6 separate regions of the Mus musculus genome follow, and all the other regions are linked to region 5. Evidence: chromatin loops called from intact Hi-C (ENCODE). Cell type or tissue: left cerebral cortex. All regions are shown on one strand.

Evidence for each region. A loop is a pair of places that touch in the nucleus more often than their neighbours do. Peaks named below come from ENCODE experiments on the same cell type or tissue, not always from the same donor. Only the 100,000 strongest peaks of a DNase experiment are listed, where the experiment ranks them.
Region 1: it touches region 5 in a loop (6-fold over the local background); 5 of 42 quality-filtered maps call a loop at or near these places.
Region 2: a loop joins it to region 5, with 3 times the contacts of the local background. A loop is called at or near these places in 15 of 42 quality-filtered maps.
Region 3: a loop joins it to region 5, with 4 times the contacts of the local background. A loop is called at or near these places in 5 of 42 quality-filtered maps.
Region 4: it touches region 5 in a loop (5-fold over the local background); 8 of 42 quality-filtered maps call a loop at or near these places.
Region 6: a loop joins it to region 5, with 7 times the contacts of the local background. A loop is called at or near these places in 19 of 42 quality-filtered maps.

The regions. Positions count from the first base shown.
Region 1 is chr15:36,964,673-36,969,672 of GRCm38, reverse strand. No RefSeq gene overlaps it. Among named protein-coding and RNA genes, the nearest start is that of Gm34590, 29 kb to the right of the region's middle. In left cerebral cortex, a CTCF peak has its summit at 2,171; DNase peaks (open chromatin) are centred at 1,755, 2,149, 2,502, 3,002 and 2 more places; H3K4me3 peaks cover 1,292 bases; H3K27ac peaks cover 3,802 bases.
Region 2 is chr15:36,723,572-36,728,571 of GRCm38, reverse strand. It overlaps Gm41297 (a long non-coding RNA gene), which reads left to right and starts at 261. Exons shown (of 3, transcript XR_875152.2): 1 at 261-857. A830021M18Rik (a long non-coding RNA gene) reads right to left here and starts at 2,327. Exons shown (of 3, transcript XR_875150.3): 1 at 1,604-2,327; 2 at 44-92. In left cerebral cortex, no CTCF peak of the experiment used is centred here; DNase peaks (open chromatin) are centred at 1,464, 1,877, 3,850, 4,062 and 3 more places; H3K4me3 peaks cover 2,003 bases; H3K27ac peaks cover 2,121 bases.
Region 3 is chr15:37,097,926-37,102,925 of GRCm38, reverse strand. No RefSeq gene overlaps it. Among named protein-coding and RNA genes, the nearest start is that of Gm41301, 35 kb to the left of the region's middle. In left cerebral cortex, CTCF peaks have their summits at 572 (motif pointing right), 1,298 (motif pointing right) and 2,439 (motif pointing left); DNase peaks (open chromatin) are centred at 607, 2,409 and 2,828.
Region 4 is chr15:36,978,024-36,983,023 of GRCm38, reverse strand. No RefSeq gene overlaps it. Among named protein-coding and RNA genes, the nearest start is that of Zfp706, 27 kb to the left of the region's middle. In left cerebral cortex, a CTCF peak has its summit at 3,004; DNase peaks (open chromatin) are centred at 2,987, 3,284 and 4,999; H3K4me3 peaks cover 1,213 bases; H3K27ac peaks cover 2,973 bases.
Region 5 is chr15:36,788,587-36,793,586 of GRCm38, reverse strand. It overlaps Ywhaz (tyrosine 3-monooxygenase/tryptophan 5-monooxygenase activation protein, zeta polypeptide), which reads left to right. Exons shown (of 7, transcript NM_011740.3): 2 at 1-108; 3 at 2,599-2,903. The coding sequence starts at 2,610. Among named protein-coding and RNA genes, the nearest start is that of Ywhaz, 3.5 kb to the left of the region's middle. In left cerebral cortex, a CTCF peak has its summit at 2,135; DNase peaks (open chromatin) are centred at 990 and 1,776; H3K4me3 peaks cover 5,000 bases; H3K27ac peaks cover 1,960 bases.
Region 6 is chr15:36,940,490-36,945,489 of GRCm38, reverse strand. Gm34590 (a long non-coding RNA gene) reads right to left here. Exons shown (of 8, transcript XR_875167.3): 3 at 2,686-2,826; 4 at 272-359. Among named protein-coding and RNA genes, the nearest start is that of Gm34590, 5.0 kb to the right of the region's middle. In left cerebral cortex, no CTCF peak of the experiment used is centred here; DNase peaks (open chromatin) are centred at 599, 1,858 and 2,259; H3K27ac peaks cover 4,409 bases.

The DNA of each region.
Region 1 (5,000 bases), 180 kb before region 5:
CCCCAACCCCCTGCTTGAGAGTGTCATCCTCATCAGAATATAAGCTCTGAGAATTCAGCCAAATCTGCAAATGCACTGACTAGACCTGTCTCCACCCGCTAAGTGCATTCAGTTCTGTGGCTGTGCCTTTGAGTGCTTTGCTGTAATGTAGACATTCCCAGGACAGTACCAGGGAGTGTATGAGTCTATTAAGTGGAGTGGAGTGAAGGCTGTCTATGAAGGGTGAGTGAGGAGAGGAACTCTGCTAGCAGACATGGGACGTTCCCACGCCACTACTGTCTGGGGATCCTCCTCTCTGAAGGTGTGAGGTACAGGCAGACATCAGTGCCAGGGGAAGAGAGATGCTGTCTACCCTTTCATCTGCAAGAATCCCACTGGATGGATAAACTAGAACACAAAGGGTATGCAAGTCACTTTGATGCGGGGAGTATTCAGAGTTGATGTGACTCTGGAAAGCAAACCTGAGCATGGCAGACAATCAGACAGTGTGAGCTGAAGAACCCACTGCTCCTCTGCCTCCATGGCAGGGCCATGCAACCCTGCTGTTCTAGCTTTGTGTATCCATAGTAGTGGAGCATAGTGCCTCAGTTCTCACTGTTGAAACCATGATGAACAGCAGCATTCTGGTCTCTGCCAGAAGTCTTCCCATATGGACCCTAAAAGGTGATCATGTCAGCATGGCACAATAGGTACCCTCAAACAAAGAAGCAGGCAGGCACATGCACATACACATGCACAAATGCAGCATGGTGTTCTGTGAGCTCCTGGGAAGCCACCTAGCAATAGCAAGGTCACTTCCAATAGTCAGAGGGTATTTCAGACGGAGCTGCCCCCAGGAGCCTGGGTTTGGGAAGCAGGGACTAGATCCGGAGTCTGTCATTGACTAGGCAGATTTGGGTCTTCTCTGAAATAAGTGGACATTATAATCCTAATGGGGCATTGCTGGGATTAAAATGGAAATTTCTCTGCACATACTCCAGGCTATATGAAGCCACAATGGCTTCACACTGTTGTAGCTCTCATCCTTACTCATCCAGCCTGCTGAGTCCTTTAAGAATAAATACCTCTGAGATGAACAAAAATCAGGAGGAAAAGGGAAAGTAGAGGAGGGAGGATGAGGGGAGGATGGAGGAAGGAGGGGGGAGGAAGGAGGAAGAGGGGAGGAGGAGTGGGGAGGGAGGATGGAAGAAGAGAGGCAGGAAGGATGAGAGTGGGAGGAAAAAGGAGGGGAAGGAGGGGAAGGAAGAGGAGGAAAGACTTACAACAATGCCCATTTTGAAGTATTTTCTTGTGTTATTAGTACCTTGTACTTTTCCATGTTATCAAACATGATTGCAGCCAAAGTCCAAGAAGGCTACACAACGATTACCCTGCCTCTTCCAATGATGGAGAAATTGACACCTGAAAAGACTAACTCATTCAAGGTCAGACGCAGCAGTCGAATCCGCTGCAGCATCCTTCTGAAAGGGCAGCCTGCACAGCTTGTCTCCCCATGGCTGGCAGCAACGGCGCCACTCAGACTGCTACATGCATGGCTATTCAGGAGCCGCTCATCTGCTGCACGCTGAATCCTCTGACGTGTGTTTCACCATATTATAACCATGCCCTTCATTTGCAAACATTTCCGCCTGGCTGTGCCTATGAGCTGCAGAGCCATCGGGTTCGAGAGTCTACTCGATGCTAACACAGCCTCCCATTGTGCAGCCTACTTCTCTGCAGCTTCTCCTGGCAGAGGCAGAATGCTGACCCCCTGGCACCGCTGAGTGCTTTCCCTCATCAGTCTGAGATGCTGGAGTGGGTGTCTCACTATAGAGCCCCATCTCCAAAGGCACGGAGTGTGCATTAGCATGGTCTCCTTGGGAGAGGGTTATTTTTGTCTCTCGTCTTCAGGGATTGGTCCAAAATAGGGGAGGCAAGTATCAGGAGTACAGGAAGAATCAATGTCTCCAGCTCAGCAGAGAGCTGCTCAGAATCGTATTGTTACCATCTCCGCTATCACCCGGTGCCCCTGCAGCCCCAGAGTTCAGATCTAGTGGAAGGGAGCTACTCTTGGGCACAGCACCGAGCCCAGTACTGGGATCTTTCTGTGAGATTTCTCACCACACATTCCACGAGACAGACCTCGTTGCCATAGTTACCGGAGGATCACATGATAGCCTGGTTACTTAGATGTGTAGGAGAACAGATGAAACTGAGGGGGGCTTGGCGCAGCCTCGATGCTTCGCCTCCTAGCTGCGTGCGCATCCTTAGCCAGGCTCCAGGACCTGCCCCACTTACCACTTGCCTGCTCTAGGGGTTAATGGCCACATCATACATTGCTTTCACAATGAGATCGTGCCAAACGTCCCTCAAGGTCCTCTAGTTTCAGGAACCTTCTCTCTCTTCCTAGCCCCTTCCTTCCCTATCCCCTCTGCCCTGCAGAGGTGCTATAATTAAATAGCTGAGTGTGTGTGGCAGGGCCGGGGGTGCGGAAGAGCATGCAGCCCACAGCACTTGGATAACCTCTTCTCTAAACTCTGAGGCTGGCATGAGTCAGGGATTTAGAAGCTGTGATACAGCAGGACACGATGCTTAACGGGGGTGGAGAGGGAGTATGGATTTGTCCTGATGCTGAAGGGACTAGGTGGGGGGAGGGGGAGATCTCGCTTTCCTGAGCACAGGCAGAATGTGGGTAGGGTGGTGTGGATGGACCCTCAGCCTCAGAATTCTGGTAATGGTTACACTCTGAGCATCTCTAATGAGGAGTGGTGGCTACGGCACCCTGACAGTTCCTTCCTATAGAAAGGCCATGCCCGGGCAAAGCTTTTGGAGGGGGAAGCTCTGCTTTTCTCCTGGCCTTCTCTCTTCCCTCTGGCCTTGTGACCAGTTAGGGCATAGTCACATGTCAGCCTGCTGTGAGAGGTTGGTGAGTGGGCCCACCTAACAGCAGCATCTGCACAGTTCCCAGCACATCTGTGGGCCCAGCTCACACAGTGTCTTTCCAACTCATCCAACTCTCCTTGGCCAGCGTCTATAGATGGACCCAGGCCAGGAGAGTTAGCCAAGGCTCAGCCTGAAAGGAATTCTGTCCTGGCAGTGCTAGGTGATTCAAAGAACATTTTTTGGGTCCCTGCCTCAGAAAGCAAAGTATATTTAGAGGAGAAGAGTCAAATAACTTCGCAAATGTAACTAGATTTACAGGATTCACAGAACAAGGGCTGTAGTGACAAGAAGAGATTACTCTAAAGTGGACAAAGGAAGATGGAACCTCAGATCTCAGAGGTTTGTGAGACTGTCGAGTCAAGTGCAAAATATAATAGAATTTCTGAAGTTTTTCTAGCATAACTTTTAGTAAGATATGCTTCTGTCTTCCCTTTTATATGTATTAAATGTACACAAGTCTATCAGGTAGGACCAGACTGGGATAAGATTAATATACAAGCCGGGCAGTGGTGGCGCACGCCTTTAATCCCAGAACTCGGGAGGCAGAGGCAGGTGGATTTCTGAGTTTGAGGCCAGCCTGGTCTACAAAGTGAGTTCCATGATAGCCAAGGCTACACAAAGAAACCCAGTTTCAAAAAAACAAAACAAAAGATTAATATACAAGATGACAATGACTTAAACGAGAGTTTATGTCACCTAAGTGGAGCCTGGTAGTGAGCTGCCCAGAGCTGGTACGCTGTCTTCTCTGATGCTCTGACACCAACGTGTGGTTTCTGCTTCCTTATCTAAGGTGACTCTTGTGGTCCAGACAGTATGTCTGCATTCTGGGCAGCAGCAGCAGGAAACAGCTGCACACCTTCAGACAGGGACACTTGTGAAAAGTGGAAAATCTCACAGAAAGATCCCAGTGCTGGGCTTGGTGCTCTTCTCAGGCATTTCCACAGGGCAGAACTGATTTTTACGGACACAGCTAGCTGCAAAGGTTTCTGAGAAATGTAGTCTATTCTGATATGCCTTGTATCCACTGGGGAATGCCACACCAAGGAACTAGGAAAAAAGGGACCACGGGATGTTTTTACCACCGAATTGGTAGATTGGCCCATGAGTGTACTTACAGAGAAATAAATGCACGGTTGGAGCACAGCTAAAACCAGTTTTTGGCAGTGAGTTTAAAGATCATTACTATGGATCATATAGCTCTGAAACATATAATTAATTGAATAAAGGACTGTGGATGTCTTTTCATCATTTGCCATGGTTTGGAAAAACGTCTCCCCAAATCCCAGATGTTAAAGGCATGGTCTTTCAACTGTGGTGCTATTGAGAGATGGTGTAACCACTAAGAGGTGGGATCTAGTTAGAGGGTGTTGGGTCATTGAGAGCTTGTCTTTAGGACCCTGGCAACTACCTGCCACTCTCTGTCTACTTCTCTCTGCCATGTGCTCCCACCAAAACTCACTGTCTTCATATATTACCCAAAGATAATTGGGGCAATGTACCAAGAACAGAAACCTCCAACACCGTGAACTAAAATAAAGACTAAATTGACTTCTGCAGTACTTGTTACAGCAAAGGAATGCTGTTTAGCTCAACACCACTTGTTGTTTTCTTGCTGAGCAGTATGGGCAATCCACATGTGGATGAATCCCTCCCTAGCCCTCAGCCATGCAGCTGCTGAGACAGGGAACCATGGGTTCTAACTATTCTTAGTAGTCAGCTCATCTTACTCATGGACTCTGAATTGGTACAGGCTATAGAAAGCTGAACCTAGACCTGTCTTTCACTCTGAAAGAGCAAACACTTACCATGAAGCTGAGAGGACATGAAGGAAGAGGCTGTCCACATTCTGATAGGCTGCTCTGGAAATACAAATGAGACTCACACCCAGAGGAGAGAGAGCCACATAGCAAGGGGTGGGTCCTGTGATGTCAGGGAAGCTCATGTGTCCAACTATAAGCACAGACAGCATTCCTCAAGAACCGCTTTGGACTCCATGGGTGCTCTCACTCCTACCCTTGCCTAGAACTGGCAGAGCAATGCAGTGGACAGAACAAAGGACTGATGAGTTCTAAGTGCGC
Region 2 (5,000 bases), 65 kb after region 5:
GTGGGCAAGGCAATGGAGCAGTGTTTCTCAGTGGTTATCATACCACAGTCCAGGTAGAATCTTGTCACTGTGCCCATATCTTCTTCGGAGACCTGGGGGGGGGGGGGGTAAACTGTCAAGATTTGGAAGTCTCTATCTATCATAATAAGTTAAAACATTTAACATTACATTTATCAGATTTCTGACAAGATTGAGAGCCAGTATCTATTATGCATATCTGAGTTAGACAACCGCTGTTTGTTTAATTATTTGTTCTAGAACACATCTAGCAAATAAAGAAAGCACATTGGAACTTAATGGCAGTAGCAAAAACAAGGCTAGAAACATATATTTAAGGCAGTGGTCTTTAACTTTTAAATGTTTAGAAATCATTATTTACCAAAGCAGGATAGACGGGAAAACTGTATCTTAATTGCTAAGTGACTTTGGCAAGCTGCACTCCTAAAGGCAGCGAACTGGGGACTGCCTGTAACAAATATGGCACTGAAGCTACAACCAGCCACATGACTGCCCTCATCTAAGATGGCACTGAAGCAATAGCATAGCAAAACCTTATCTGCCTACAACAAAGACAGTCACAGAACTTCCCCTAGTTAAGATGGCGCTAAAAGTCACTGTTATCCCCTAGAATGGAGCTGTAGGAATGTGCCTGTGTGACTTAGAATGGAACAACAGAAGCATTACAAAGACAAACATACTGATGAATCTAAGCAGTGCAGCGTGAGGGGCGTGGCTTGGCGGCAAGCGATGGCTACGGGAGTGTGCCTGTGGCTTGGCAGAGCAGAATATCAGCATGGGGGTCAAGAGTAGAGAGCAGCGCCTGAAGCAGCGTTCTGTCTTCTAGCAACTCTGCTCAGGTTGGAGAGCAAGTGTGCTCCAGGCACTCAGGGCGGTGGGGCGCGCGCGAGAGATCACGCCGTGCCACAGAGCACTGGGTGGCAGGGTTGAGTAGGCGGGGCTGGGGGGCCGTAGCTGCAGCTGTGTCCTTGCTGCCAGAGCTCTAGTCAACTGGCTGCTGTGGAGTCAGGTCAAACAGGGAGGGAGACAGCAAGGGGGAATGTGGAGAGCTCAGGATTGTCAGGCAGCACCGCCCTGAACAGAGAGTGAGGGGCGGATGGAAAGTACGTGGTGGCGGCAGAATCAGGGGAGCAGGGAACCGGGAGTGGAGAGCAAGCAGCAAGAAAACGTGGGGTAGGGAATGGTCTACAGATCGCTAGCTAGAGAGTTGTAAAAGTTTGCTATTAAAGTTCCAGTAAACGGCCATTTAGAGTTATTCTTTGATGGGTATAGGGGCCAAATTTTAACCAGGAGACGTGCTAGCAAAGATATTCCCTTCTGGGTGAGAATAGGAGCAAGTGACTTCCCCGTTCCCCGGTGTCTCTAGTACAAATGTGATAGCTAGAAACAGAGGCAGCCAAAACAGATCACCAGCCACGCAGTGAACTAGCAGCTGAGCTGCGGGACCAGTGCACGAGCTGTGTGTGGGGCTCAGAGCCTGAGGGAGGATGGTTTGCCTAAGCGTAGGATTTTTTCAGCAGTGTGCAAGAGAAGCCAAGAGAAAAACCGTCAGAGAAAGAGAGACAGAGACAGAGAGAGCACTCACCCAGGGGTAGAGGTCCGAGAACGAAGCATCAGTAAGAAGACCAGGACACCACGGGGTGGCTGCAAGCTCAACAGCCCTCCCTTGGGACCAGAGGGCGTTTATGCTGACCAGTGAGAGTAGGGAGCTTTACCAATTCTCCAGTGCTTGGGTGGAGAGGTCTAGCAAGAGATCCATCCCATGGCTGCAAAGTCCATGTGGCAGCACGGAAATATGAGCTCATGCAACCTGTGAGTTTCTAAATCCCAGGCACAGCACCCGTGTTGGTAGAGGCGCTGTATGGTGGGTGAGGTGGAAGGGCTGCCTCCACAGGCCCCCGCTGAGGCATCCCCTCCCCCTGAGGCATGGTATGGAGTTTATTTAGGGCATGGGGAAGGTGGGAGGCAGAGAAAGGCGGGAGGTGGGGAGAGGAGAGGGAGAAGCAGGCCAGGAACACATGGGGAGAGGAAGGGGGGAGCGGGAGAAGGGGCAGGTAGTAAGAAAGAGGATCAGACAGCGAGGAAGAGACATGCAGACCCTTTTAGAGTGAGCCAGGCATACCTGGCTATTGCCAGGTCATGCCAACAGTAACTTCTGCTCTTTAGCAGCCTGTAGTGACATTAATTCTCTTTACATTTAGACAATTTAAGTGTCTAAAGATTGGTGACCCAACCAGGAGAGCAATAGCAAAGCATTATATGGCAAGCATTTGTACCACACTCCCTTGTGACATAGCCCAGCCCATCAAAGGTCTGTACCACACCCTCTTGTGACATAGCCCAGCCCATCAAGTACCAGCATCCTCCCAGGTGTATGTTAGCTTCCTCCAGCTGTGGGCCGCGTTGGGTGCCAGAAGTGCTTCTCTGTCCTCTGTTTCCTCCCTCAGGGTGTCCAGGCACCAGGCTTGAAGGATGAAGTGGAGTCTGGAACAGGTTGGGACTGGCTCTCAGTCCAGCTGAACTCACATGTGGGCATGGGGTGGAGGGCTTCACCAAGGAAGGCCTTCTCTGGCGATTTTAGTCTTACAGCTCTTTTAGATGACTCCCAATGAAGTGGCTCTTAGATGGTCTTCAGTGAAATAGCTGGTGCTCACTTACTTTATTTGGGTGGACAAGGGCTGTATATGAACTTTGGAGAGTGGAGAGGAGTTTTCAGGGTGAATGTTGATGACTGGCTGGAGCTCAGTGAACTGGGAACGCCTCTTTTGTGTGGAAAAGCTCTCCAGGAATCCCAGGTATTTGCTGGGCAGGTTCTTATGGGGTGTAGGGAGAGGAATTTGTAGGTTTGCCAAGGACCCCATTACCTTCCTCAGGTAGAGGATGGGGGGGTAGTCAGAGAAGTGGAAGCCCTGCTAGAAAAAGGGAATTCTCCATTTTGTGCTGAGCTCAGAGGAGCTACACAAAACATGGGGATGTTCCATTAGCTGAATGTTGCTAGAGGAGTGATCTTACACGCGTTCGCAACCGGCCAGGAAAGACGCAACAAACCAGAATCTTCTGCGGCAAAGCTTTATTGCTTACTCAGGAGCAAGAGAGGAAGAGCGCGGCAGAGAGAGGCAGAGAGGAAGAGAGAGAGAGAGAGACACAGAGAGACGCAGAGAGAGAGGCAGAGAGAGGGGCAGAGAGGGAGAGAGGCAGAGAGCAGAGGAAGAGAGCAGAGGAAAAGACGAAGAGGCGAAGAGATGAAGAGAAGAAGAAACGAAGAGACGAAGAGGCGAAGAGAAAGAGTGCCAGAACCCCGTCCCTTTTAAGGAGAATTATCCTCCGCCTAGGACGTGTCGCTCCCTGATTGGCTGCAGCCCATTGGCCCAGTTGTCATCACAAAAAAGGCAGAGCACATGGCGGGAAAACTGCCCCTGCACATGTGCAGATTATTTACTACTTAGAACACAGCTGTCAGCGCCATCTTATAATGGCAAATGTGAGTGCGGCTCCCCACAGAGTGAAGCCCAAAGACTTGTGTCAAGGTGCTCATGAGTCCAGCATGGGACAGTCTGGGAAAGCCGGAGTTTATGGAGTTTATAGGTCAGTGGTCTCCAGAGGTTGGCAGATGAAGATGCAGAATACAGGTTTCTTCAGCTATTCCTCATATTTTGAGGGTGGCATACACCATTTTGCTCAAAGCCTGTAGAATAGAGACAGAAGTGGGGGCTGATGCAGAGCTAGAACACACTACAGTGGCACACTCGTTGTAACAACTCCAAAACACGTTTGTGTCCAGTGACAAACACTGCCCTCCCCCTCTGCTGGCTCCCCTCCAGCTTCCTACAATCCACCACATACAAGGTGACATCAGACCAGAGGAGCGGCTCTAAGACTTCTCTCCATGATGCAACTAGTGTATGAGCTGTCCTGATTATCCAGGGTCCACACCAGGCTGCTGGCTAAGTATCTTGAACTATGCTGCTGAGTCTACTAGGGAGAATTTTAAGAAAACCTCCTCCCTGGATTAAGGAGTGGGGGAGGTTATGTTGGCTTTTTCCTTGCTTCCTTTCTCCCTGCCTTAACATATGGTGGAGCAGTGTGACAGCCATCTTGTGATGACAGGGTAGCAAGAAGATGGATATGTTCTGGGTCCCTGATGGACCGACGCTGCACCAAACCTAGAGCTGGCTTTTCTCTGAATGCTTTAGGGCATGAGACAAGATGGCTGAATACTGCAAATGGAAGCCTTACTTCCATTGTTGTTACTTTCGGATTAACTCAAGCTGGGAGGGAGGTGTTTGAAAAGGAAAGCAAGGCTCAGGAAAGCAGGAGACCTTACTCAGGCTCAGGAAAGCAGCTTGGGCTGAAGGGAAAGAGTTTCCCATCAGCCTTGCCTGCTGTTAACCCTGATCCTTCCTCATTCCTACTCAGACCCTTACTCGGCATTCTCGAGTCATTACCAAGCACACTTAAAAGAAACCATTTACAAACTAAAAAGAGATATACTTGGTTCACAGCCATGCAGGTTTAAGCCTGAGGCTGAGTACTCACTCATATTAGTCTGGGCTTCTGGTCACATTTCGAGGCAGGAGCTGAAGACAAGAGACTCTCTTCTCAGGATTTCCTTGGATGACCCTCCTCCAACCCCCCACCCTAACCTATCTGCGGAGACCCTATCTGTGGAGGCGTTTGCCTTGGCCTGGCGGGAGGGTTCAAGTGAAGGGGTAGGGGTATGAGCAGGGAGGGGGAAATGACTCCACCCGCCTTCTAGTGCTGCTACTGTTACTGTGCTGTCTACACCCGCCAAGCTGGCTGGCGAGCAGAGAGCAGGGGAGCTTCTGCTCTCAAAAGCTTCGGGAGAGCGTTCTCTTCCCAGGCAGTGCTACAGCTCTTGTGACGGATGCTCTCAGATGATGGAGTCATTCTCACACAACTCTATTCCTTCTGGATAGGAGCTTATATACAGTTTGGGGTGGGTGGGTCTGACAGCAGGTGCT
Region 3 (5,000 bases), 310 kb before region 5:
GGAGTGTAAAGACCTCACACCTGGCTTCTAAGACTATAGCTGACCTTAGATAGAGCTGACTTTGTCTCAGTTGTTTTATTGCCCAGTTCCTGCCAGTCTTTGCATTTTCATTCCTCTGTTCTGTGTAAGAGTCATTAAGCATCTGGTTACCTCATTTGTACCTTGCGAATATGTCACTCAACTTCCTTATTGTCTTTTGCATAAAAAGTCTGATGCTCGATTTGACATTACATTCAGATTCCACACGAACTCTCCTGTGTGCGTCTGTTTGTCACTCATCCTACGCTTTGTCCACCCGCAACTAGAGACCCGTTCCACGCAGACAAAGGGGCCCAGAGGGTCTGTGGCATTTCTCTATTCTGGTTTTATGTTTGTGAACCATGTGAAATCTTAACCACTGTATTGTGTTAGCTTCGCAAACACACACACAAACTGCACATACACAATGGTGTACTTCAAGCAGCTGGGTGTGTCCTGCATGCCCTTGGCCAGCCTTTCTTTCCAGCTAATCCACGGATTTAGCCTTTGAGGGAATTTTAGACTAACCCTAGTTTACCATTGTCCAGAAGATGGTGCTGTGGCCTGAGGGAAGGCAACCTGAAGGTAGAAACTGGCACTCTCTCTACCCCTAACAGCAGGCTTTTCTCTCAGTCTGGAGTCTGCATTGCTACATCCTCCTTTTCTCTGAAATCTTACAAACATTATTCATTCACCACAAGCCTGTGAATGTAAAATGTACAAACTGTGTAGCTATGTAGCCATTTGTCAGCAACAGCTCAGGACTTGCTCTGGCCCAGGCCTGATTCTAAGGCCTGGGGTGGGGGTGGGGGTGGGGGGTAAAGCAGACAGTTAAGTCTACACATGTACAAGAATTTTCCAATGGCTTAGCCAAACAACAGAAAGCAGTCTGGACTGCTTGCTGTCCTCAGATACTCAATTGAAAATAAGCAGGCTTTTTGTTTGTTTATTTGTTTGTTTTGTTTTTAGAAACAGAGTTTCTCTGTATAGCCCTGACTATCCTGAAACTTACTCTGTAGACCAGGCTGGCCTTGAACTCAGACATTTGTTTGCCTCTGCCTACAGAGTGCTGGGATTAAAGGCGTGTGCTACCACCACCCAGCTAACAAGCAGGCTTTTAAGGGGCAGGTGGGCAAGTATTTGGGGAGAAGTGACGTGTAGCACAGAGGCCTGAAAGTCTCCAGCTAGGTAACCCCAATGCATACATACCCCTTTCTGTTTAAGATTTATTCTTATTGCATGTATGCATGTGTCTGTAAGGTGATGCAGGATCCCCTGGAGACCAGGAGAGGGCAGTGGATCTGCTGGCCCTGGAGCTGCAGGTGGTTGGGAGCTGACTGGTGCTGGTTTGGGGTCCAGACATGGGTCCTCTGTGGGAGCAGTAGTGTTCTAACCACTGAGTCATCTCTCTAGCCCCTAGGGGAACACTTTATAGTGCCACCTCCCCTCATTTGTCCTGGTCCCCAAAGCCACAGCTCTCTTTCACTCTACTCAGTCACAGAAACTTTAAAACATACAAGACAGAGAAAGAGCACTCAAGAGAAAGTCAGTGTGTAGTACCACCCAGCTTCCAAGGTCACTAACAGATGGCCAGCCTTCTGGGGCTGCTCTCCATGGCTCAGAGGCCAATGTCAAAGAGCCGCTCTACTGGACAATCTGTTCCCTGTCTGTGCTAACTTCCAGAGGCTGCCCACTGCTTCTGACCATTCCTTCTCCCACTAACCACCCTGGTCTCCTGCGTCCCAGTTATAACGGTCCTTATGGTCACATTGCATATGGCCAGGCAACTTGAGATAAGCTCTGTATTTCAGCATCCGTAACTACCCTATCTGTAAAGTCAATTTGACTCAACTCCACAGTTGGGATTAGGAGGTAAGACAACTTTGTGGCCAATTTTGAGCTTAGCACAGGAGAGGGGAAAGCTATCAGATATCCAGACTCACAACCACCTCACAGCTGTGTCCTCTCTGAAGGTCTCTGTGGATGAATAACTGATAACAGCCACTGTGCTCCGGGAAACCTATCGATGGCCACTCATTTGAGGGGAGGCATCTGGGAACCTTTTGGTTTTGTAGCAGAAAATATGTAGCTCTTTTCTCTTGTGCATATGGAAATTTCTTAAAACTGTCAGTGTCCATTCATAACTAGCTGAATGGTTATCGTCATCACAGGAGACTGGTCGCGGGCTGATGCTATCTATTCTGCTTCTATTATATCGGCTCTGTGTCTACTTGGACCAGATCCGAGCATTGACTCACTTTGACAGTTGAAGATCACTGCTGCTGGGTACTTGGCTCTTCATGTAAGAAGTCCAGCTGCCGTGCTGGAAGGGAAATGTCTTGTCTTACAAGGGATTGCCCTGACTGGGTAGTAAAGGAAAGAAGGGACAGACAATCAGGTAGGTCGTGCTCCCTCTGCTGGAGCAGCACCATTACTGCACAGCAACCCAGAACCTAGGCTTTTTTTTTTTTTTTTTAAGTGCAGCATAGTGGGAGTGGCTCACTAGTCTACGTAGATCTCTCTGGAGAGGAGCAGTCTCAGGCTGCAGTTATCCAGCATGATGAAGCTGCAGTTGCTCATTTCTGCACATACTGCACACATCTCACTGAGAGAAAAAGACTTTACCATTCCTCCATTTCACCGGGGCGGGGGCGGGGCGGGGGCGGGGCGGGGCGGGGTGCTGCTCCCCGTGCATCTGAGGCTGTGGGGTTTTTGACATAGCCTATCATGTCAACAACACACACTCACTCAGAGCTTCCCCTGCTTCCACACAGGGTTACCTTGGTTACTAAGAAATGCAAAGGACCCAAGTCACATGCTTATCAGTTGCCTTCTGTTGTGATAAAACTCTGTGACTAAAAGTAACTCAGGAAGGAAGAGTTTCTGTTGACTTACGGTTCCAGAGGGGAGAATCCATAATGGTGAGAGAGTCCTGGCAGCAGGCAGCCTTAGCAGGGAGCTGACAGGTGACATCTTCTACTGTAAACACAAAGCAAAGAATGAACTGTAGTACTGGAAATGGCTAAGCTATAACAAGCTTTTTCCTAGGCTCCATAATTCCCCTCAAACAATGCCACCAACTGGGGGCCAACTATTTAAATATGTGAGCCTATGATGGACATTTCTTAGTCAAATCACCACAGCGTCGTAATTGTCCCTACTAGATATACGAGCAAGGCCATTGCTCTACACCAGACCAATGGTCAGATGGACAATACCGTATCAAGGACGAGGAAACCGCCAAGGCACGTTCTCCCAGAACTCCTGATCCACAGAGCAATGAGTGATAGGAAAGGAGATGCAATATGAAGCCCTCTATCTTGGGGTTGCTTGTTACACAGCAACAGTGATCTCATTGGAGACTGTTACATAGTACACTGTGTGCTAGCTGCATTCTGTAGATCCTGGGAGTAGAAACTGAAGGGTGTCCAGCATCAAGTCCAAGTCCACCTCATAGACAATGCTGGGCTTCTTCTCCCCACACATGAAAGGCTGATGAGTCAGCTTACAGCCAAAGCAGGGACCATGGTCAGGGAGGGCGGGTCAACAGAACTGCTTAGGGTGGCAAATGGAAGACAAACAACTCTGTTGTGTCAGAAAGCCTGTTTCAGCTCTAGTTACAAGGGTGTAAGTGGAGAATAGCAGTTCTCTGCTTCTTTTAATATTGTCTCTAAGTGTGGGTGTTATTAAAGGTTTGACATAATCTGATGTTACATTCTAACTCATTTTTAATATTGAACAGAAGAAAAGGCCAGGGGAATAGTCTTTACCCTCCTGAGAGTTTGAGAAGTAACATATTACTTGCTAATGTATTATGCAATCCATGTGTTATATAATTTACGGACAAGTTTATTCCTCTCCTGTCCTAAAATGACCCTTCTCTCTTGTTTGTCTTCTCTGCTTCACATGCAGTAATGCCTTTCCTACAGTGTGGTAAAAACATGTTTTCAGACTGTATGTGAGTCTGAGACTGCTTATTTTAAAGTCGTTTTCAGAAAGATATAAACATGCATGCAGGCACTCACACATGAACACATTCTTTTCTTGTGTATTAAGATTCCAGTGTTGATATTCACACAGGAACACACACACACACATGCACGCACACACACACACACACATGCACGCACGCAAGCACGCACGCACGTGCGCACACTCACACGTACACATGCACTCCTTTCTTGTCTAGTAAGATTTCTGTGTTGATATTCTCCCAGGAAGTCATAGAGAGTTCCTAGAGTAGCGCATGAGTGTTACTTACTAGCCAGCCCATAATAGGTCAAAGCAGAAGGGAAGGGAGGGCACTCACATAGGTACAGACAGAAGCCTAGGAAAGCAGGACGCCACAGCCACAAACGGGTGGAGGTGGGTAACTCTCCACTTTGGCAGACCGTCTGACTATGCTAAGTTGGTCTTTCCTGCCTGGAGAATGGAGGTACAGCTTCTGTGTGCCTGAAGTCATCTGAGGAAGACACATTGAGTGCCTGCTGCAGGTCCCACAGCCAGCCCAGGGGAAGGTGTCCTACTCGGACTCCAGGAGGGATGCTTTGTACTAATGCTGAGAATTCAGTGGTGACCAGGTGGATGGAGAGGCCTGAATCCTGTAGCATCATTAACCTCTGCTGTGCACACAGAGAGGCCTACAGTAGCAGACACCTTCTTGAGACCACCAAGCACACCGTCAGCTCTGAACAAATCAGAACGCAAGACCTGAAGTTCTAAATTCAGGTTGTATGTTGTTTTCCAAGTCTTCAAGCACCATCTAGTGAAATTTTCCCCATTAAGACCAATAAGTAGTTATAAAGCATGGGCTTTTTTTTTTCCAAGACGGGGTTTCTCTGTATAGCCCTGGCTGTCCTGGAACTCACTTTGTAGACCAGGCTGGCCTCGAACTCAGAAATCCGCCTGCCTCTGCCTCCCGAGTGCTGGGATTAAAGGCGTGTGCCACCATGCCCGGCTAAAACGTGAGCTTTAAGTGAATG
Region 4 (5,000 bases), 190 kb before region 5:
CATGCAGATTGTCCGGGGAAGGTGGCGTGGTAACAGTCAGAAAAGCAAGGACAATGTTTGGGCACTAGCAGGACCCTTGGCTGCCCTAGAGCTCATTCTGAGGTCACATGGAGACTCCTGGATGAAGAAACCCGTTTCAGTGAGGTTAGACTGGAGACTGTAAAAGCTGTAGGTGATTCCATGGTCAGAAAGCAAAAGTGAATTTGGTATAAGAGGGATGGGGACCTTAAATGTCAGTTCTGTCCTAGTCAGTCACATGACCAGTGGAAGAGGAAAGCAGCCGGGGCATGAGAGAGAGAGGTGCTGGGTAGTGTACCCCTCTCTAACGGTGTGATCAGACAGGCTGCCCAGGTGCTAAGAGGACAGATTCTGGGTCACGTACTGCCTTTTGTATTCAATTTAGAGTACTCAAGGATGGGAGAGGGGTGGCTTCAGGACTCTGCACTGCAAAAATATTTGATTCTATTTAAAAATACAGTTTAGCGACACTGGGCTACAGCATCTTGCTGCCTAAGATTCCGTGAGTATACGAACTACAGCTTGAACATCTTGTTAAAGCTTGGCTGCACTTACCTTATGTGACAAACACAGACATGATTTCTGTAGAGGTAAGCTTCCAAAAACCTAGGAGCTGGGATATAGCTCAGTTAGGGCATATGCCAAGGACCTGGGTTAAATCCCCAGTGTGCCTACCCTATCCCCCGCAGATATTTTCCTAATGCCAAGGTATGTGGATTTTCAGCTCTGCGTGCTAGAGTCACCTGGAGAATAATTAAAACTACAAATACCTGAGCTTACTGCAGACCACTTAAGTCACTTTACTGAGGCCTAGGCGTGGTTGGCTGCTGTTGCTTTAAGCTTTCCAGGTGGTTCAGTGTAGCCATAGTTGAGAATCATTATTTTAAGTGTAGCATTTTTTGAAAGCTCTTTCCTATGTGACATCCATTTTTTTTCCACATGAACAAGTAACCCTTTCTGCTTCTCCATCAAATACCTTGTTCTCAAAATTACAAAAGGTGGAACAAATGTGTTTGAAAGAGCATCCTGCCTAGAAGATGTGCACAATGTGTTTGTGTCTCCAGGCCCTGGAATCATGTTAGGGAACTGGAAATATTTTTTGATCTATATGAATACCTGCATGTTTTTAAAGCTTAGGGAAAATGAGAGCGAAGAGTCTGAAAGGAACTGAGTAATGAACGTAACACACTAGATTGGAGGAGTTCTTTCCTGAAAAAAAAATTACAAAATGCATAGTTTAAGCATGCAGTTTGTAATTGGACATGGTGGTATATTCCTGTCCATTCTAGCATCCAGAAGATAGAAACAGGAGGGTCGGAAGTTTGAGGCCACCTAAGAACACGTGACTAAAGGTCAGCCTGGATGCATGCTAAGACAGCAACAAAGAACAATGTTTATGAATGAAACTTTAAGAAGGAAAAACAGGCCGTTCCTACCTAGTCCTAACATCTGTCCCAGAGCCTCCAAACAGTGTTGCCTGATCTGATGGAGTGAGCTAAACTCAATTGATCCTGTTTAGGCAAATTCACAACTGCTTGGCCAGCCTTCCCCAAATCCCACTGGCACTGGAGTGAGAGAGGTTAGCCCTCCTTGGGGCTCCCCCTGCCTGGTTCTGAGACGCATTCAAGCTGTTGCTGTGACCTCTGTATTTATGAGAGTGAATTTTAACAGTGGATCTTTTCAGAGTGGTGCTGTCCTCTAGCCAGGGAGGAATGTATGCTGGGGTGTGGATCAGCCACTACAGCTACTCCTCACGATTCCTTTCCAAACCTTTCCCCCTCCCCACAGCTAGGAAATAATACACGGCACTCTGCATCGGCTTGCTGGTTTCCTGGACTCCCTTGGCTGTGATTTTCCAGCTTTAACTGGTCACAAGATCTGAAGCAGACCATGGACAGCTGTGGTCCCTGCTCACTGTGCACACACAGCTTCTGTGTTCTGAAACCGTGCTGGTCAAGTTCACCAACTTCAGATTGGCCAGAGAGACAGCAGATTCTATAGATGAAGCTGGAGACTGACTGTGGGGGCATTTTTATCTCTACTCACTAGATACATATCTAATCGCATTGTTTTTTTCTGAAATTATTATTTTTTGAGATAATCTAGCATAGAACTTCATTCCTTTTCATTGTTCCCAGGTCAGTTAGTTGTAGACAAAGATAAATTTGCTCTCCAGATAGAAATTATTTACCATAAGACGATTTTCAAAAGTTCTATCTGATTTTTGTTCTGTGTATGGGTGTTTTGCCTACATGTACCACGTGTGTGTCTGGTGTCCGAGGAGGCCAGAAAAAGGAATTAGATTCCCTGGACTGGAGTTACAGTTGTGAGCAGTTGTTCAGGTACTGGAGATCAAACTGAAGTTCTCTGAAGAGCAGACAGTGTTCTTAACCTCTGAGCGGTCCGTTTAGCCCCTTAAGGTCTATATTTTGGACTATAGGCTCAGCCGCATGAAGCAAAACCAACATCTTGGCAACAATATGACAACCGACTCTTCTTAGGTTGATAGAGTAATAGGCTGCACGCCAGGCCCTACTCCAGGGCCCTGGTGATGACTAGGAATCCAGTTCATGCCTTACTGCTGCATCTCTGAGGAGTAGCCCTCATGGGCAGAGTCCAGATACCCATAGCAGCTGCATCTTGATCCAAGCCAGGAAAGAGGAATAAGGGAGGAGGGTCCGCCTAAGAGGAAGCACTCATGCCCGCTGCCCCTCCCCCACCCCAACGAAAAGGAAATCTAGAAAATGTCACTATGAGGTATCCTGTAAAAAAACGCTATGGAGAGGGGGAAAGAACAGACTCCAGGGCACAATTAACAGTCTCTCCAGAATATTCCTGCAGGGAATTCCAGAGGAGGCAAGGCAGTGGGTGATCCAAGCAGGGAATCGTCTTTCTCTTACCAAAAGTGTAGTTTCAGGCCTCAGGTGGCTCCACCCACACAAAGTCTGGCTCTCTGCATCCCTCAAGCTGGTGGTGGGCTGCTCTCCCGCTAGGTGGCCAGGAGCACCGGCTTCTGCCCCGCCTACTCCCTGTGGCCTCATTAGCATATTGCACGACCTGCCTATGGGGTCGTAGGTGAAGAGCTGGTCGCAAAGGTAAGGGAGGGAGTGGGTGTCGATGCAAAGCTATTTAGAAAAGAAATCTGTTTTTTTTTTTTTTTCTGTGTGCCTCTTCTGTATGAGCACCGTCTGCTTTCTTGTCGTTGCACGCGTCACTTGTCACCAGAACGTTTTTCCGTTGTCTCCTGGGCGTTTGTCTTACCCTTCTAGAGTCAGCCACTCCTCCCTCTTCTCCTAGCATTCAAGCAAACCCACATACATTCCCTTCCCTCGCTTTGCTTTTGGAAACAGAACGCTGCTTTCTGTTAACAGAAAGAAGAAAGGGGTGTGGGGTGGGGGAGCCAACGGTTCCATCTCTATGTCCACATGGCGGATCTCAAGGCAGGATTCTTTTCCACCTGTGTGGAACTTTAATTAGTTCAAGTGGGAGGTCTGTGCCAAGAAATAGGGTGCGCTTTTGTCGCAGTGGGGATCAGCCAAGCAGATTTCCTCCCTCACTGCCGTTTCACACCAAACCCCACTCTCAGCTTTTTTGCTGAAGCTCTGTCTGTGTATTAGACCCAGGGTCTGAAGACGGCCAGGAGCTGCCCCACAGACCCACGGGAGCAGAACACAAGCACCAGCAACGGCTTGTCACACTTAGCTTCTCTTCTCAGCCTCACACCCACCCTACTATGAAATAAGCCATGACACCCCCATTTGACTGATGATAATAATTAGTGGATGGATAAGTGTGTCAGAGAATATTTTCAAGTATTGCCTAAGGTTAAAGATGGATATAACATTTCAACAGTAACAGTGTGCTACATGCTATCCTCTTGCTATGGTCCAAGGTCGCTGCCATTGCTCTGGCTTCCACAGTTCTAACCCTCAGTCAGGTTTGCCCTTTCCTGCTTTGGTGTGTGGTCAGGAGGGCATAAGCGACGTCCATCATTCTGCTGACTTAAATTTTTCTACCTGGAGCTTTGGAGGGTCACTTTGAGTCTGACACAAGAGAGGAAAGCTATACTGGTGCACTACCTGAGAACCAGACATTTGCAGGCTGGAGCTCCACGGTGAAGTGCTTTGCTCAGCATGTGCTAAGCCTGGGTTTGTTCCCCAGCACTGAAAAAATAATGCATAAAGCTTAAAGAACAGGGAGCTAGAGAGGTAGCCTAGCAGTTACGAACTCTGCTCTTCCTGAAGACCCAGCTGAACTCCCAGGACACACAAGGTGGTTCACAATCTTCATTAACTCCAGTTCCAAGGGACACTCTCTTCTGGCTTCCACAGGCACCAGGCATGCACATGACATATAGACATGCATGCAGACAAAACACCAATATATACAAAACAATAATAGAAAGATAAAATAACATATATATATATATATATATATATATATCCTTTCAGAAACCTGATTATTTCCTTTCTAATGGAAATTCTGGGTGTTTACATGCAATACTCTATACTTGAAAAGGAGAAAGAGTATCTCCTGGGATAATAACTGGCTGTTGTTTGGTTGGTCTCATTTTTTTATATATAAGAAATAAGTTCGAGGCCATCCTGGTCTACAGAGTGAGTTCCAGGACAGCCAGGGCTACACAGAGAAACCCTGTCTTGAAAAACCAAAAAAAAAAAAAAAAGAAAAGAAAGAAATAGCCTGTTGTCACATGTGTGACTCTCAGCTTGCACTATTGCTTGGGGATTGTTTTTTATTCAGAATAGCAAAATGTACAGTTTGCTTCAAAAACGCACTGGAATGAGAGTATGGCCGAATCTCCCAAACATGTTTCCTCGTGGCTCTAGATGAGCTCTCTGGAGACAAAGTACAAGTTTTAAAGTCTCTAGGAAACTTTGAGACTGTCATTTCTAATGTGAACTGAGTGCAGCTGACTCAGCTCCCACACTCCTCCTCAACTCTCGAGCTCATATGGCTTTCTT
Region 5 (5,000 bases):
AGCAGCCAGATCAGGGACAGAGTCTCAGCCTCGCCGCCACCGCTGCTGCCGCCGCCGCCCAGAGACCGCCGAGCCGCGTCCGTGTGCCGCCACCCACTCCGGACACAGGTGAGGAGCCGCCCGAGTCGGCCTCCGGTCCCTTCAGCCCGCCGCCGCGCTGCGGCCCGAGAGGGGTCTTCTCAGGAGGACCCGGGCGGCGGCTCGGCTCTGCCGGGCCCGGGCAGGCGCCCACCGCCGCCCCCGGCCGCTTGCTTCTGGCCTGCCGGGCTGCTCATCGCCCCGTTCTGGTCCCCGGGGTGGGGGTGGCGGATGAGGCGCCCACGCGCGAGACCCAGGGGCTCCCGCTCCCGAGGGCGACCGCGATCCGCCCCCGCCGGCACCCTGCTTCCGCCCGCGACTGTGACTCGGCCGTGGCGCAGGTGAGGCCGCCCCCACCCGGGGCGCCCCCGCCACCCCCTCCCCCACGGCGGGGGGCAGCCAGGTAGCACGCGGGGCTCTGGGGTGGGGCCCGCCAGGGACCCTGGGCTGGGCTCGCTGGGGCCCGCAATGCCAGAAAGGACTCTCGGGACGCGCGGTGGGGGAGGGGCGCGGCCAGAGCTAGGCGTGGGGGTACCGGGGCACGGGGTCCCCAGCGTCCTGGGCTGGTGGGAGGTTCGCATCTTTCCAGGAGCTGCGGCCCCAGGATGGGGGCTGCGCCTGTCTGGGTGGGGCCCTGCCCCTCCCCCTACCGCAGCTGTCGGGACATCGGGGCTTGGGTCGGACACCGGCGGAGGGGACCCTGGGCGGGAGCGGGGTGTGTCCGGCGCGGGCCGGCCGCGGTTCCGCTTCTGCGGGCGCGGATGGCATCGGGCCCCCGGGGAGGGTGATCTGCTCCCCCTCCACCACCACCCTCCGACTGGGGCGGGTGCACGGACTGCTCCTCCCTCTGCCCGGGTGGGGGGGCGATTCACAGTCGGAGTAGGTTGGGCTCCTTGACACAGTTCCGCCATGACAAAGAGAGTCGGGGACTAGCGCGGAGGCACCAGCCTGGGCGGAGCCAAGGAGGGGAGGTGGCTGCGGATGGCGCGGACGCAAGGACTAGCGCTTTAAAGTCACCGCTGCGCGGTTTCGGTTCGCCCCACCCTCCGGCCTCAGGCAGCCAAGGGTTAAGTGGGTGCGGCGAGTATTCCCGCAGTCTGAAGGCGAGGCCCAGGAGCGCTCGTTTTCCTGTGAGAAACCTAATCCACTTCCCCTTATCCGGGAGGTTGGCGGGGGAACGTTTGTACTGACTTAGGCTTACATCATTTTTGGAAGCAACATTTACCAGTGACCGTTTCTAATGTTAGATTTCGAGACCCCGGGGGAAGTATGGGTTCACAAATTTTAAATAGTTAATGCACGGAAGGTACTGTGTCTCGAATTTAAGCTAGCCCTATCCGTGTTTCTGTTCTGGACACTGCTCATTTGGCTACCAAAAAGAGGTCCTTTCTGGAAAGGTAAAGGAAAGAATTTCCATGGTGGGCGGCAGTGACTCTTTATTCCTACACTTAGTGCATTCAGGTTGTGACTTTTCATTAAAGTGTATTTTGTGGGATCACTATATGATTTAGAATTTTGCTCTTGGAATTGTTGAAGAAATGAGAAGTAAATTGGAATCTAGGGAACTTTAAAATTGAGCGAAAGAAAACTGGGGAAATATGAGGAAGACCAGCTTGAGGAGTTGTGACTGCTAGAAATCCTGCCGTGACTCCAGACTGCAGCAGGCAGCAGACATCGGAAGCGCTTGGCTCCCTCCATGTGCTGTGGACGCCCTAGTGCTCACTCAGAGTAGGAAGTGAGTGTGCCTGTGTGCTAGGCGAGAGTTCATAGGACGCTGTTTAGACACAGATTGGTCTTGGGCTTAGTGATTCCTGGTGGTATTGTGTTTAAGATAGTTTAAGCAGCAATTAGGCAGTTTTCTTCAGATAATTTTATACCATGATCAGCTGGCAAATGTTACAAGTGTAGTAGATCAGGGTGGGAGGGTGCTAAATAAAATAAAACTTAGTGGCTCTTTGATAAGAGTATATACATTAAAAAGCTAGAATATAATTACACTGACATGACTCACGATTCTGGAAGTATGCTTATAGGCATTGTAGGTCCCGGTCCCTAAACTGACCCGCACCCCCAATGCGCATTCCTGCATGCACACTAGAGGGAAAGTTGCTCAGGTGTACATCATTTAGTGTCGTTGGGATCTAGGGATCTTTGGCCAAGGAGAGTAGAGGTGGGTCTCTGGTTTTGTACCCCCTGCCCTGCAGCTTAAAGGTGGGTTTTTTTTTGTTTTGTTTGTTTGTTTTGGGTTTTTTTTTTTTAAGGAACTGGTGTCCATATATGCTTTGATCTTACTTGAAATTGGAATCTTCTGAACAGGTGGAACGCGCAGTTAATTTCACAACCTACTGTTAATATGCAGACTAGGCTAGTTTTCTGGTTGGTTGGGGTTGGGGGCTGCCTTTTAATTGCTCAAGCTGGTTTGAGGTACTGGTGTGCCTTATTTATTTATTTACTTATGACAGGTATGAGTATGTATTTTTCACAGGCGTTTTCTGAATGTTTTTCTTCTTCCCTTTACAGAATATCCAGTTATGGATAAAAATGAGCTGGTGCAGAAGGCCAAGCTGGCCGAGCAGGCAGAGCGATATGATGACATGGCAGCCTGCATGAAGTCTGTCACTGAGCAGGGAGCTGAGCTGTCGAATGAGGAGAGAAACCTTCTCTCTGTTGCTTATAAAAACGTTGTAGGAGCCCGTAGGTCATCGTGGAGGGTCGTCTCAAGTATTGAGCAGAAGACGGAAGGTGCTGAGAAAAAGCAGCAGATGGCTCGAGAATACAGAGAGAAGATCGAGACGGAGCTGCGTGACATCTGCAACGATGTACTGGTAAGAAAGAGTCTGTGAATCTGCCTCAGCTTCACGGGCGCCTTCACAGGGCCTCTGGTGCATTTTAGAAATTGGCTGTTACATAGATTAGAACTTGTCATCTAAAAGGTGCTATGGAACAATTGTAGAACGTTTCTGTAAAGTAATGAAAAACATTACTTGATGGTTTGTGTTTCTGTAGCACTAGAGCTGATACTCATAAATATATGTGGTATGGACTGTCTAGAGCCAGTTCCTGTCTGGATTAGCCGGTATAATAGAATGAGTCCTGGAGAAAACTGGATTGCAGTTGCTTGTGTGGATTTATTTGTTGTAAGTCAACTTTGAATGTTAACAACCAATGAAATAATCTCAATCTCGGCTTTCCAGGTTTTACAAGTGCTTAAGTATTTGGCACCTACTGTGTTGAAATACTTTGCTTCTAGGAGCTAAAGAGATTAAACAGTACATTTGTGTGGATTTCCTATTTTAAAAAATAATACGTTTTTTGTTTGTTTGCTTTTGTTTTGTTTTTTTTTTTTTTTTTACTAAGAAAATTTTGAGGGTAAAATCTAATAGAAGACTAATCAATTATTTTTCTAAGGCAGAATCTGTTTTACAGCCCAGACTAGGCTTAAACCTCACGTTGTTGGCTCTGCTGTCTTGGTCTCCCAAATGCTTAAAAGTCACTATGTCTTGCAAATTAGAATTCCTTTAAGACTATTTTTATTGATAGAAAAGTTTTCTAAATTGTACTTTTTTTGTTCTTCAAGGTGTTTTCAAGCTTTTTAAAGATTTAACCCATTTTAAGATAAAAACAACTGAGATCACAGCCTACTTAAAAAGCTTTTGCTTTGGGTACATTTTTATTTGTTTCTTTATATAATAGATTGTATGACTGCCATTTTTCCAAGGTTGAAAATTGCTATATTGAAGGTAAATCATATACCTATTTTAAAATTATGTAACTAAGAACATTTAAAATTGGATAGGTATCCACTTCATAATAATAATGTTTTAGGTATGTTTCTGCTTTTCTTGCTTAATCTGTTTATCACTAGATTTTATTCAGCCTAATAGGTTTTGTGGAGTTTTTTTTTTTTTTTTTCCTCCTAAGTACTGGTTTATATTTTGGTTTTGAAGGGTATAGTTAACAGATTGTACTTTCTCCTAAGAGGTAAAAGGGACATGCTAACCTCTTAGGCTCTTGCTGCAGCTCCAGGTAGGTGTTTGCATGTTTTCCATGGGCAGGCTATAGAGAAGTTCTCAAATTCTTGTGGCTTTTCCCAAGGAAAGACCAGGTGGTTTCTACTGTCTCCTTGGTTTCCTTATGAAGAAAACTGAAGTTATCTCTAAATAGCCTCTATTAAGGGTATGAAGGGGTTCTGGTCATTTCCTGCCTGCATGAGTGTGTCTCCATCAGGATGGTTCCAGCTTTTCACAAGGTCTGAGTCAGGGGTTCCCCTTGAAAGCTTAATTTCTTTCCCACACATGTGACTTAGAGAATTGTGAACAGGTTTTTGCCTCTAGTCTTGATCTTTTCAAAAGTACAGCTCTGGTTTATTACATATTAATGCTCAGATACCATTGAAAGGTTTCTTGAGAAAGAGGGCTATAGAATTAGGTCAGCAGTCCTGCTGGCATTCCAAGGCTTTGTTTTGCTTTTCAGCTTGAGAAGGCTCAGTAAATAAAGTGGGCTTCCTACCTGGCTTTTTCAAAGAAGCAGTGGTGACTCAAAATAGTTTTTATAAAATTCTTTCTTCCCTTTCTAGTGAAATAGAAGAGTAAAATTAGCCAAGACTTAACCTTAGTGGGGAAAATGCACCATTGTGCTTTATGAAATCTTGAGTGTGGTTCTTTCGCTGCTGTTGACCTATAGCATCAATGTGAGTAGAACTTAATTGTTCTAGTTGTTTGTATTAGCTGAGAAAAAATACTCTTGAACACCCCAGTCTAGCTATATGCCTCTATCAAGTGCTTAATGTGTATCATTTTAAAAGGAGACGTTTTCTTTCTTTTTCCTCTTGTTGGGAGTTGCAGTATTGACTGTGTAGACCAAACTCCCTTCATAAGTGAGAGGCCCCAGTCATTAGAGATATCTAATCATTGTTCATAAAC
Region 6 (5,000 bases), 150 kb before region 5:
GGTCAAATGGGGATGGTCACGTGACTAAAACCCCATCATTCAGAGGAGCTAGACTGAAGACAGACACTTGGGCCATCGGCACGCATGTAGCTTTAAAAGCTGACCAGCATGACCTAGTGGGAGAAAACAGGCCAGGAAGAAGATGGAGAAGTCTAGGAACAGCTGAGAACTTGAAGATGCATTTTACAGATGGAGGAACTGAGGTTCCAAGAAGCCAAGCCAATTGTCCAAGTATGGCAAAGCTTGCTTTCACCAGGGTCTGCGTACTTACCCTCCACTTCAATGCCTGTGGTTCCTCGGCTCTGCCACTTACACAGAAGATCAAGCAAATCAGCCTCCAGGAAGCTTTGTCTCCCTGTCTGTGAGGTGAGAGTAACGATAATTACACACACCACATCGGGCAATGTGAGTATAAAATAAATCAGCAGACACAATGGCTGGCCAGCAGTGACATTGTGGTGTCACAGAGTAAGGGGTTACAGGCCTCAAGCACAAGAAAAGCCAAGCAGCTTCGTGTCTCCACAGTCCGGCACGCTGGCTCCACTGTCGCTGTACAGGCGGGGAACTGAGGGGGACAGGCCTGTCTTAAAGAGAAACCCTTTTATGCTCGTTACCAGGGCAACCTTTGGTCCAGGATAAATCTAGTCTTGTCCTTATGCAAGTGGACTATGATGTCTTTCTTTTTTTGTCTTTAGAGACAAGGTCTCCCTATGTAGCCCTATGTAGTGTTCAAGCTAAGAGAGAGAGAGCTGGTGCTTCCATGTGAGCTCTTGGCCCCTTACTGTCTAGGCTGGCCCATCTGGGAACTCTCTGGCAATGCCTACTTAAGCTTGTTGGTTTTGGGTACCTCAGAGCCATCAAAGTGTAGCTAATGGGTGTTAGATTCACTAGTGCTAATCTCACACCCTTACCTAAGAGCTGGTGTTATCAGGTTCTGTGAATGATGAACCCAGAAAACTAAAAGTTTCAGGGTGTTCTGAGATGGCCCAGTCAGTAAAGGGCTTGCTATGCAAACCCAGACTTGAGTTTGATCCCCACTGCCTATGTAAAACTCAAGGAGTGGTACTGTGCATATGTAATTTCAATTACAGTGCCGGGAAGAAGATGGAGGCAGGAGGATTCCTGGGACTTGCTGACCAACCTAGCCAAGTTGGTGAGTCCAGGTCCCAGTGAGAAACTCTGTTTCAAAATGAGTAGACAGCTCCTAACAAGGTACACCCAAGTTTGATCTACACATACACCCATGCACACACACACACACACACATGCACACACAGGCACACACACACCTCAGTCACTTGGGTTCTACCCTCATGGGTTCCTCCAGAAAGGAAGAATTAAACAGTGAAAATAAATCAGAATTTCTTAAAACCTCCTTGGGACACATGCCTGGGCTTCACATCCTATCCACGGCCCTGTGATATTCTGACCTGAAAGCACTAAGCCCTTCAGGCAGCCGCAGGGTGGGAACTGCAGGACACCCTTGCATTGACCTACTTGCCTTTAGGAAGCAAGGTGGAACACAGGGTGGCTATGCTCTTCCTACACCTCAGATCTGACAGCCCAGCTTTTCAAAGCTCCACAGTACGGAGCTTTTGATTAGGGCAGAGAGAGCAGGCCCAGGAGGCCCAAGCTCAGCAGCAAATGTGGGTTTGAAGTGTTATTCTCGGCTCGCTGGGCCAGTGTCTCCGTTGTTCTCACTGCCTGGAGCAGACCTTTATAAAAGGGTAACTCTCTCTGTGCCAGAGCTTCTGTCTGGTTAGACCATGAGATTCTGGAATGTAAAAGAGGGCATCAGACCAGCCAACAAAAGTCCCTCAAGACGGGGCTGCAGAACAGGCCTGGCCCTGGGCGTGGGTCTCCTTCATTACTGCCGCTGTGCTGCCGGCTGCAATCAGCCTCCTGGAAGACGCTAACGAGCTCCCAGTCTGCAGCAGATGGTAGAAGGCTAGTGTTTGATTTTTCTTGTTCCACAAAAAAAAAAAAAAAGTGCTAACCAAGACACTCCTTTATTGTGCTTGATTTCAACAAAGCCATATATGAATTTTAACCCTTTTTAATCTGACCTCCCTCAGATCACACATCCAAGGAGCAACAGCCTCTTAGAACCCAGGGAGAAACTGCTCCCCGACATCTTTCTTTCTTCTGCTCTTCTGTGCTTTTTAATTTTTTTTCCCCTTTAGCTCACAGAAATCTCGATTTTTTTTTTTTTCTGAGCCTAGAGGAGCTGACTGAGGACCCAGTAGGTGTGGATTTCATTTTCTTCCTGAGACAAGCAGCGGTTACTAGGCTTTAGTTAATTTTACTCTCCCTTGAGACAGATCCACTGCCTTAACATACGCGCGCGCGCACACACACACTCGTACTCGCGTGCTAAAGCACACGTAAACTGCCCTAACACACCACACTCACACGTGAACTTATGAAGTAAATAGCTGCGGTCTGTCAAATCCCTTCCACGCAGGCACCCTGCGGAGCAGCGCCCTGACATTACTTTAACTCTCTTACTTCCTTCACCTTAACTGTCTCTGAAGTTAGGTGCTGCGAGCGTGCGACTAGCCCATTTCATAGAAAGGGAACTGAAGCTAACACATTTACCCAAGATCAAAGCGGCCAGGAAGGGACAGAACCCAAAGCCATTCCCAAGACAGAGCTTTGAGGTAGGTAGCCTTCTCTCTCTCTTACCCTCATGAATGGTGGCTGCCTGGATGAAGTCTCCAGGTTTCAGGCATTTGTCCTGACTTCAGATTCTTGTTTGGGGGTGAGATGTTGAGAGAGTCCCTTGTATAAAGAACCTTGAGCAATCTTAGGAGATGTTGTTCTAAACTTGGAGAGGGAAGAAAGAATCAACATCACATTCTGCCTAGAAAACCGCCTGAAGATGCCATGGCTTAAACCAGAAGCCATTGCTGCTCTCAGCTCTGTGAGCCAGGGCTTTGGGCAGTGTTCAGCCAGACAGTGAGGGTCAGGATGGCTCCAAGTGAGATGGCCAGACTGGCCAGATCTCAGAGCTCATTAGCTCAGTGCTTGGCACTGCTCATTGCCTCTGCCAAGATCAAAAACAGAAACTGCATCTTTCTGTCTCACTGAGACCCATCCAGTCGAAGGGCCTGCCTGAATTCAAGGGACGTGGAACAAATTTCCTTTGAAAGACTCAACAGCCCCTTGTATGTAAATATCTTTGCCAATCTACCTCGTGTGGTGTCTTGGTAGTGGCAGATAGCCAAGTGTTGGGCTAAAGTTACAGAAAATCCCACCATGGCCACTTGGGCTGAAAGGGAAAAGATTCCCCTAGAGATCACATTTCCCTCATTCTCTCATCCCTACTAGTAACAGGAGAAGTTATTTGTGGGACATGGACTGGCACCACTTGTCTGTTCCTTCAGATGGTGACAGTCTAGTGGTTCCCTGATCAATTGAGTCTAGTACAGGTGAGACACCCTCCCTTAACACAAGCAATCTACACATACCGTCTGCCAAGACAGACTGTGGGTAAGAGGAAGGGGCAGGGGGTGCCTGTCCCTTAGAGCACTTGGAGGCAATGTGACAGACATCGCAGTGATTGCCAAGCGAGGAAGGCAAAACTGACCTCATCTGCCAAGCACAACCAGCTCTGTGTGCCTCTAACAACGACAGAGCCAGTCAGTCCCTCATCAGAAAAACCCATCGAGAACTGTAAGGAGTTGGGGCCTTTTTAACTAGCAGGGCATGTTCAGTCATCTTATACAACACACTCAAGGTTAAACACAGGAAGGTGTGCTGGTGTCCTACTTAAGGTGTCTATTGCTGTGATGAGACACCAAGACCAAAAGCAACTTGGGGAGTGTGGTTTGAAAGAAATGGGCCCCATAGACTCAGCTGTTTGAATGCTTGGCCATAGGGAGTGGCACTATTAGGAGGTGTGGCTTGTTGGAGTAGGTGTGACCTTGTTGGAGGAAGGTGTCACTGGAGGGGCAGGCTTTGAGGTCTCTTGTACTTAAGCTACATCCAGTGTGGTACGCAGTGTCCTTCTGCTGCCTGTGGATCAAGATGTAGAACTCTCAGCTCCTTCTCCAGCACCATGTATGCCTGCATGCTGCCATGCTTCCTGCCATGATGATAATGGACTAAACTTCTGAACTGTAAGCCAGCCCCAATTAAATGTCCTTTGCAAGAGTTGCTGAGGTCCTAGTGTTTCTTCACAGTGATGAAACCCAAACTAAGACTAGGACGATAGGGTTTATTTGGCATATGCTTACAAATCACTTTCACCATGGAAAGAAGTCAAGGCAGGAAGTCAAACAGGGTAGGAACCTGGAGGCTGGAGCTGATGCAGAGGCCATGGAAGGGTGCTCACTGGCATACTTCATGTGGCTTGCTCAGTCTGGTGTCTTTAGCCCAGGGAATGCCCCACCCCTATCAATCACTAATTAAGAAAATGTCCTACAGACAAATCTCATGGAGACATTTTTCTTTCTTTCTTTTTTCTTTTTCTTTTGTTTTGTTTTGTTTGTTTTTTGAGACAGGGTTTCTCTGTGTAACCTTGACTATCCTGGAACTTACTCTAGACCAGGCTGGCCTCAAACTCAGAAATTCACCTGCCTCTGCCTCCCAAGTGCTGGGATTAAAGGAGTGCGCCACCACACCCGGCTGAGACATTTTTCAATAAAGGTTTCCTCCTTTCAGATGAGTCTAGCTTGTTTTAAATTGACATAAAAGGCCGGGCGTGGTGGCGCAAGCCTTTTATCCCAGCACTTGGGAGGCAGAGGCAGGCAGATTTCTGAGTTCAAGGCAAGCCTGGTCTATAGAGTGAGTTCCAGGACAGCCAAGGCTACACAGAGAAACCCTGTCTCGAAAAACCAAAAATATAAAAAAATAAAAAATAAAGTTGACATAAAGCTATCCAGCATACCTGGGATGGAAAAACACAGTAGACCATGACCAGAAGAAGTGTAACTGCAGCTTAAGGACTGCTAGGGCCAGGGGCATCCTAAGAGGTCACATTTAATCCAAACCATGAG